Linked DNA regions of Homo sapiens: region 1 is linked to region 2. A link is a contact called in ENCODE Hi-C or POLR2A ChIA-PET data. All regions are on one chromosome and are shown on one strand. The core of a region is the stretch at or near the end of the contact, and the rest is flanking DNA. Distances in the headings are between cores, read along the strand shown.

Region 1 (4,484 bases), core at 1,587-4,086, 110 kb before region 2:
CCTGTATCAGGGCTGCACGCACTGGTGCTTGGCTCTGGTTTCAATGCCTCTGCCTTGCTCGCCTTTACCCCCGGCTTCTCCTCCTTTCCCAGAGGGTCCAGCTGCATCAGGTGACAATCCCTCTGCAACTGTGCAACCTGGAGGGACAGGGCAGTTTGCAGTTGGGCAACGGCCAGATGATATCATGCAGTTTCACTTCAGTTTCCCCAAAGTGAACTGGGTCAAGTGTATTGAGGGAAAAAGGCCATAAGTGGCTCAATACCAGACTGCATCCCTGGAAGCAGAAAGCATGACTCATGGGTAAGACAGAGACCCCACAGCAGGCTGGTCAACCAGTGTGCTGAGCCCTCACATACACCAAGCCTAGCAAGGCTCTGCATAAGTCCCAGTTTCCTCATCTGTGAAATGGACACAGGCCCTTTTGGAAAAGGCATTTGCCTTCTTACCTACAGAATGTATCTGCAAAGGGATTAACACTTAGAGCAAGCCTAGTCTATAGGGTTGTCTGTGTCCTGGGAACTTTACCCTTCTGAGTATCTTCTTAGTGCTAGTTTGAATTTGCCTCATTACACTGTTATTTCAGAACTCATAGAAAAGCCTGGCTTTTGTACTCACAGCAAGACGGAGTAATAGGAATGGAATAGAATTAGCAAGTACTAGCACAGTAATCACTAGCACATGATCGGGTGAGAGGTGATAGGGTTTGGGGGTCATCTTCCCTGAGTATAATGGGGTGTTCAATGGGTAGGTGGAGCACTGCCTTAAGGAAACTAGAGAAGCAGGTGTATTGGTTATCTATTCTCTGGTTCTGTTATCTGTTTGACAAGTAGCCCCTAAATTTTGTAACTTAAAATAATTATTCTCTAACGGTTTCTGTGAATTGGGAATTCAGGAGCAGCTTTGTTGGTGGTTCTGGCCCAAAGTCTCACATGAGGTCACAATCAAATGTCGGCCAGATACAGTCTTATGAAGGCTTGCCTGGACCCTGGGATCTGCTTCCAAGGTGGCTCCTGACCCTTCGTGGACAGCTCTGGTTCCTCCCCAGGGAACCTCCCACAAGGCTGCTGGGGCTGATGGCAAGGTGGCTGGTTTCCCCAGGGGGATGGGTCCAAGGGCACAAGACAGAAGCCGCGACATCTCCCATGACCTCACCTCAGAGGTTGTACATTGTCACGTCAGCTGCATGCTACTGTGGTCACACAGGTCACCCCGAGTGAATGTGAGAGCAAACTGCTCAAGGGTATGGCTTCAAGGTGAGGATGAGTGGGGACTACCTTGAAGCTGTCTACCATAGCGGAGAAGGTGCTATTTGGAAATGCAGGAAAACTGGATTTGAGGATGGGATTGTTGCAGGGGAAGGACAGGGAATAGCAGACAGATATCAAAACAGAAGCTTGGGGACCAAAGCCTAAACCATGGGCCAACTTACTCAAACTGGATCATGGATTATGAATCCATGCACAGGAGACTCATGACCTTAAGGAAACCTGCAAGGGAGGTGACATGACTCAGGCTGCAATACTAGCTTGACTCCTGTCACTTCACTGCAGAGGAATTTGTGAGCCAGGCAGGATCCTAATGTGCATCTCTGGGCCTGCTTTCTCCAGGCTGACTGATAGAAGCTGTGGCTTGATGCTGAGTTCACCATCAGGGCTGAGGCTGCTCAGGAGCTTCCTTTTCCAAGCCCAGATAGGTCTTAGAGGTAGGTAGAGTGGCCGTCCATGCAGGGAGAGCCCAGAGGCTGGAGAGCTAGCTAGGCTCTGGTTGCGTCTGTTTTGTGGCTAGGTGGTTGGTTTCGCCTTGTGTCCTTAGGAGGTCCAGGGCTGCCCACGGCCACCATTGGTTTTCAACTGTGTGAACAGACACAATGCCCCAGACCAGGGAAGAGAACACTGCGAGTGTGCAAGCAAACTCATAACCAGCACCCCAATGTGCCTTTGTTTGCCCTCTCCCCCTTGGCACATAGAACCAATCTAAAAAATTGCTCCCTTACACTTCTATCAAAATCTCAAATTTTCAAAGTCCTATCAAGAATATTATCCCATAAGCCAAGGCTAGAGATGAGTTTTCGTAATAACTTCACCAGACAAAAGAGAAAACTGAAGCTACAAGAGGCAAGACCTACCCAGAACCATTTGGCTGAGCCCAGCACTCTGCCCATGGTCCATGCACCCCTTGACCCTGACATCAGCAAAGCAGTCCCCATCACCAAAGTGCTATGTGCCATGTGCCCCTGGGAAGAAGAACCAATCTGAGATTGCAAACAATGGGAAAGGACCTCAACTCTTGTGAGGCAGCTCTAAGAACTTTCAGCCCTAGACCTGTACATTTTTTGTGATTTTTTAAAAATGTAACTCACCATGCTATACACATCCTTAGCACACATCCCGTACACAAGCTCACTCTGCTCCTGGCATTGAGCACCCAGGGTCTCTTTAGGGGACTCCCTTTTTCTCCCCTGAACGGGCCACTCTTTACCATCAAAATGAATTGCCTATCATCTGTACTCGGCTTTTTAGCAGTCACAAATACAGGGTGGGGAATTTATTGGATACCAGGTGTCCTATTAGCCAAAGTCCTTTCCAGCTCATGCTGCTGAATGAGCCAGGTCATGACCCCAACCAGGCACTCTGGTTAGAGCTCAGTGTAGACAGATGTGCACACACTGCTGGGCACAGAAGGTTTGGGAGTGTAGACAGAGGAAGTGAGTCCTGTCAACTGGGGCGGCTCCTGCACTGAGCAGTGAGGGCTGTGAGTGAGAACTCTCTGATGCTTCCTCTCTATGTAAGGCCCGTGAGCTTTATGACTTCCTTCTGGCTTGGTTGTAAGCGAAAATCACCTCAAAAGGGGCGTGGGTAAGAGCTACTAGCCTTCTTGGAATGCCTACTATGTGCCAGACATGAAAGCAGATGCTTTTTTCAAATACTTCTGTCGGATGAACTTTCTTATTATTGTGGTACAGATGAGGAGGCAAAATCATTTGTCTAAGACCCCACTGTTTCAGCTGCAAGCTTTCGTGGCTCCTCAGTTTGCATTTTTTCCTCACTGCAGTATCACTTTGTGAAGGAGGTCTGAAGTCTTCAAATGAAAATAGAGTTTTCTCCTTATGTAAGTATAGCAATCAAATGTTCTGGAAAGAACACTGTGCCCAGCCAAATTGCTCTAGATGTTCAGGGCAGGAGAGGGGCGGATATCCTGGTGGTGATGACCACATAACAAGAAGAGACAATGTGTGCTTAAGGTACCAGCATCTCAGGGTGGTCTAGTATTTCTCAGAGAATGGTCTGAGAGTTGGCCTCTCGTGGTATAGGTAAATTTTTAAGTATTTATGAAAATGCTTATATGTCTGGTTTCAGCCTGATTTAGTAATTTGCTTGTATAATCTCTATGTCTATTCTTGGTGGTCCAAAGGGCCCAGATTAAGAATTTTATAAACATCCTGCTGTGTTTAGTGTGTTATACCTCGGAGTATCTATTTCGCTAACCCAGATGGTGCCGTTACCACACACATATCCTGCAAGGGGAGGGAATTGTATTAACAAGTATAACCAGCAAAACCACAGCATTTCACTTTAGCAAAAGGGGCCGAAACAGGAAGCAGGTAAATTCCCTGCTCCCACACATCTACCATTCTCTCCTCCCTTCTATGAACTTAGAGTCTCTGGTTTTGTGGCCACTGAACTTGTCTCCACCTCTAGGGGCCAAATTGGGCACTGGGGGGAATTCACAAGCTTTATATTTAGCTCAAAATCACCTGGGCTATATGTGGGCTCATCACTTCCTTAAAGGTGGAAGAAGTTATAATTTCTTTTTTCTCTCTTCTCTTTCTCTCTCTCCATCTTTTCTCTTCTTTTCCTCTGTCATTTTCCCCTTCTCCTTCCAAGCATTATAGTCTTCCTTGGACCGCTTTTTCCGAATTGGCTTCCACTGGCCCATTCCAGAGTACAATTACTAGTACTGTACTACATTTCCAATAGTCAATAAGAAAGCAGAAGTGGCCACATTGGCTTCCCCTAAAAGCAGCATCAAATTTCAAGTACTTTCTTATATTACCGCCGCTCATTCCACCACCCTCTATAAGCACACAACTCACTGCTGAGCACATCATAAATGCTAAAAAGTAGTGAATAAATCAACGAATTAAATAATTCTTTTATTCTAATTTTTTTTGTACAGCAAGCCATTGTGAATAAGATGGTTCTTTTATCCCCAAAGAGGTTGCCTATTGACTGAAAGCCTAAGCACAGCTTCTGAGAGTCACAATGAGATCACATCTCTACTGTACTGAAAATCTTTTCAGGCACCAGAGAGAAAGGCCTGAGTGTGATTCTCCTTCCCTGGTTCTGAGTGAGAAGGTCATTAGCTCACTAGGTACTGGCAATTTCAAGAATTGCCAAAATGACAGTGATGTGATAAGAACAACTATCCTGTTGGGTCTTTGTGTAGTATTTTTCCTTTGAAAACAGCTTTATGCTAATTATCCC
Region 2 (4,161 bases), core at 1,322-3,821:
TGCCCTCTCTTCACCCTTGTGGATCTGGTTAAATTCCAGAAGCTGTTCGTGTGGTCGATTTCCTCAGCATCAGGAATCCAGACTAGTCCAAAGGGATGCCCACATTTTTTTAACAGTTGCATAGGGTCATCAATTATCTGAAATAAAGACAGAAAAATCAGAGAGGCTGACAAACAGAAGCCATCGAAATAAAACAGGGGAAACACAGCAAAGAGGCTCAAGCAGAGTTTTGGAACCAACATTCCAAAGATCAAAGGGCCCCAGTGATTAGATAGTTCTCTACCTCCCATTCTCCAACTTTCCCTTTTATTTTTTAAAATAGAAAAGATATCCATATACCCCCCTGAACTAGCATGCAGTTTTTTTTTCATATCAGTATTTGCCAATTTAATTGTCTGTTTACCGATGCAATTGATGTTCCTGGGGCCATTTCAGGAACAGGTGATTCCACATTCTGTCTTCTGGAGCAGACTGACCTGGCTGATAGGCTCACATGGTTACAGTAAATCACTGTTTCCCACATGCTAGCATGGTTCTTATCACACAGAAAGTGCCAACAGGTGTGAGAAGCCAAAGACAGAGCTTTTGTTCTCCCAGTAATTCCCCTTCCATATGACTAACATTTATCTGTGTCTGATGAGAGTTTGGGCTTAGGAAGGGATATGTAAATATTTTTCTGGATTTGAGTCAGAGATGAGAGTAAATTAAACAATATCTCTGGTAATTGACCTCAAAGCTGTCCCTATGCTTCCTCTTACTGATCTATTACTCCTGCCATAATGTTGGGTCTAACATTAGTAAGAATAGTGAGAACCATTGGCCGAAGCATGTCCAGTGTGCAGAAAGACCAGGGACAGCCTAGTCAATTGACCAAGGATCTGTCTACAAAATCTGAACTTGTAATCTTATGCAAGAGAGCATCCCCAAATTATAAATCTTAAAGAAAAGTCCACTCGTTTTCAAACAGCATTTCTGGTGAGACTTTAATTCTGTATCACTGTTATTAAGGCATATGGATCTTCACCTTGAATGTATAATTTTGATTAAATATTGTAGTTGAAAACAAAATAACAACAACAAAATAAGGAAACCAAGAAAACAAAGAAAATTTCTTTTTCTCCAAGAGTGCAAAATGTGCAAACTATTTGAATGGGGAGGGAGGTAGGTGCTCAGAGGTTCCTGCAGATTGTTGATAGCCAGGACAAGTCGGTTCATCCTTCTCTGTAGGTTCTTGACATGCAAGTTTTGTCTGTTGGCTATCAAAAAGCAGGCAGAAGCTTCTCCTCAAAATAAAACAGAAGCCCATCTCAAAACCTGCCAAAGAATTTGGTCATATGAATGACATTTCTAACTCCTTAAGAAGTTCATTCCATTTGACCTAAAATTTTCACCTGTGTGTTTGTATCTCAAGAATATGATTTAATCACAGATGTAGCTAAAAACTTACATGCAAGTCACATTCTTTATAATAAATGAGGCTTGAAATGACTTAAATGTCAAGTGATAGGTGAATATTTAAATAAACCAAAGGAGATCTAGTGAATAGAAGATTATTCAATTATTAAATGCCAGGCTTCAAAGAGTATTCAGCAACAGAGAAAATAGCTCACAACATAATGCTAAATTTAAAAAAACTATTAACACAGTTTAAACATTTTCCCCTTTTTTTCCTCATCTTCTCTTTATGTTTTTCCTCCTCAGAGACATGTCAAAATGTTTACAGTGTTTTCTTTTCATAATTTTTGATTTTTATTTTAAAGATTTTAAATATGAGCATGGATTAAGTTTACAATCACGAGAGACTTTAAAAGAGTCTTTAAAAAAATCTCCCTATATTTACTTATCTATTTTTTTCTGACAACACAGGTCTCTGGGTCAGAAACAGATCATTCACTCAGAGAATCTTAGCAGCACTAGTTCCCCATGTCCCAATTCTTGTTTCGCGGGTAACATAGTGGGAGCCAAATTTACCTACTTGTGCAGCGGTTGCTTCATAGGAGAGAAAACTAATGTTAGTTTTCTCTCCTATGAAGCAACCGCTGCACAAGTAGGTAAATTTGATATTGATTATTGATACTTGATTGATTATTTATGATGCTTGAAGCTTCTATAAGATGGCTGGCACATGTGTCTTACCTGCCCTGAAGGGAGGGGAGAATGAAAGAGATCTTGCTGCTCTGAAATGTAAACAGATCCTCTCTGGGGAGAGGAAAGGAAGGTGTCTCTAGGTTTTTATCACTCTTAGAGTGTAAGCAAATAGTTCTGATGGAGATGGAACTTCAGATCTCTCCAGAGCAATTTACTATTTCTAATTTATAAAGCATGCTTACCATTCAATCCTTCCAACAAGGCTATCAGTAATTTGTATGTCTGACAGTGCGGAGACATGAAACAATTCAAGAAGCACTGTTTCCAAAATCTTCCACTTATAGCCACTATGGAATAACTGATATTAGATTTGCTCTTTTGCTGTAAACAACTAGAATATGGGACAAAGCACATGACACATCATGTTCAGATCTTGAGCAATAGGAACTGCAGGACTGTGACTCATAAGATAAGGGAAACTAACAAGGCAAGTCCCATAATTACCTGAGGTTTCTGCATGGGAACCTTTTCTGAACTAGCATGCACAGTGGGGGAACAAGCAGAGCATAACACTCTCACTGAGTGAGGAGACGTAAAACCAAATTCAGGGAGACCGAGGCAGCTCAAGTTGGAAGGGCTGGGTTGCAGAGAAGAGGGAATTTTTAAGAAAAATAACTCCAAACATTTGCCCAGGAATCCCCTTGAGTCTTTGCCTGAATAAGCTGAGCTTGCATCCAATAAAACTCTATGAGGCCAGGATAAGAAAAACTACTAAAGAGCTGTAAGTTAAATAATTCACAGAGTTCATAGAGAGTAGGAGGATATTCCATTTCCAAACAGCCAGAGTGAAGACAGACATTATTGAATACCTGGAACATTTGTTAGAAACTCCAAAATGGTTGGCCTTGAGAGCAGGGCTTAAGCTAGCCATAGAATAAAGCCTCCTCTGTCCTGTCCTGATAGATCTTAAACACCAATATTGAAAAAAACCAAAGTACTTGCCACATAAAAATTACAGACTCTTTAAATAAAAGTAAATATAGACAAGCGGTTTTTGACAGAGGTACCAAAGTAATTCGATGGGGGAAAGATAGTCTTTTCAATAAATTGTGTGGGAACAGCTGGATACTCATATTGGGAGTGAGTGTGGGAAGGAACTTTAACACTTATTGTAAATACATACAAAATTTAAGTCAAAACAGATTATAGACTTAAACATCAGAACTAAAATTATAACATTTCTAGAAGAAAACAGGACAAAATTGAAAAACTGAACTTCGTAAAAATTAAAAACTTGTTCTTTGGAAAACAGGAAAATAAAAAGGCAAATGTCAAACTGGGAGGCAAAAGTCAACTTGTGAATATTCATCATTCTATAATGAATATAGTGAAATATCTCATAATGAATAATATCTCATGAGAATATCTCATAGTGAAAAAATGAATATCTCATATCCAAAATATATAAATAACTCTTTCAATGCATCAACAAGATAACTCAATATTTACCCAGTAAAAGATGTGAGTGCATATTTCAAAAAAGATATCATCCAAATGGACAACATTGGCTGGGTGCAGTGGCTTACACCTGGAATCCCAGCACTTTGGGAGACCGAGGCAGGAGGATCACTTGATCCCAGGAGTTTGAGACCAGCATGGGCAACATAGGGAGACCCCATCTCTACAAAAAACACAAAAAGTAGCCAGGTGTACAGGCATGCACCTGTAGTCTCAGCTACTTGTGAGGCTGAGCTGGAAGAATCACATGCGTCCAGGGAGGTCGAGGCAGCAGTGAGCCATGGTTGCGCCACTGTACTCCATCCTGGGGGACAGAGTGAGACCTTGGTCTCAAAACAAACAAACAAACAAACAATACAAATGGGCAATCAATCTTTACCTAAAGAGATGTTTTACATTATTTGTTACTCAGAAAAGGCAAATTCAAATCACATTGAAATACCTCTATAAATTCATTAAAATGACTAAAATTAAAAAGACTTACACTCTCAAGTGTTGACATGGATTTGGAACTATTTAGATGTCTCGTATATTGCTGGTGAGAGTGTAAAATAG

What was found. A loop is a pair of places that touch in the nucleus more often than their neighbours do. ChIA-PET counts read pairs that join two places held with the same protein, here RNA polymerase II (POLR2A). Pooled maps may share reads with other maps.
Region 1: a pooled map shows a loop between it and region 2 (4-fold over the local background). The contact joins two enhancer-like sites. A Hi-C loop is called at or near these places in 1 of 37 single-sample maps with no recorded cell type and 3 of 50 pooled maps. POLR2A ChIA-PET finds 5 or more read pairs at or near these places in 2 of 52 experiments (Panc1 and activated CD8-positive, alpha-beta T cell).

Annotation. Positions count from the first base shown.
Region 1 is chr1:221,777,028-221,781,511 of GRCh38, reverse strand. No RefSeq gene overlaps it. Among named protein-coding and RNA genes, the nearest start is that of DUSP10, 37 kb to the right of the region's middle. RefSeq lists enhancers at 2,553-2,602, 3,653-3,702, 3,733-3,782, 3,853-3,942. Within about 2 kb of position 2,836, at least 8 of the 41 ENCODE cell types and tissues checked have a DNase peak (open chromatin) inside an H3K27ac peak, as active enhancers do.
Region 2 is chr1:221,666,086-221,670,246 of GRCh38, reverse strand. No RefSeq gene overlaps it. Among named protein-coding and RNA genes, the nearest start is that of DUSP10, 74 kb to the left of the region's middle. Within about 2 kb of position 2,571, at least 4 of the 41 ENCODE cell types and tissues checked have a DNase peak (open chromatin) inside an H3K27ac peak, as active enhancers do.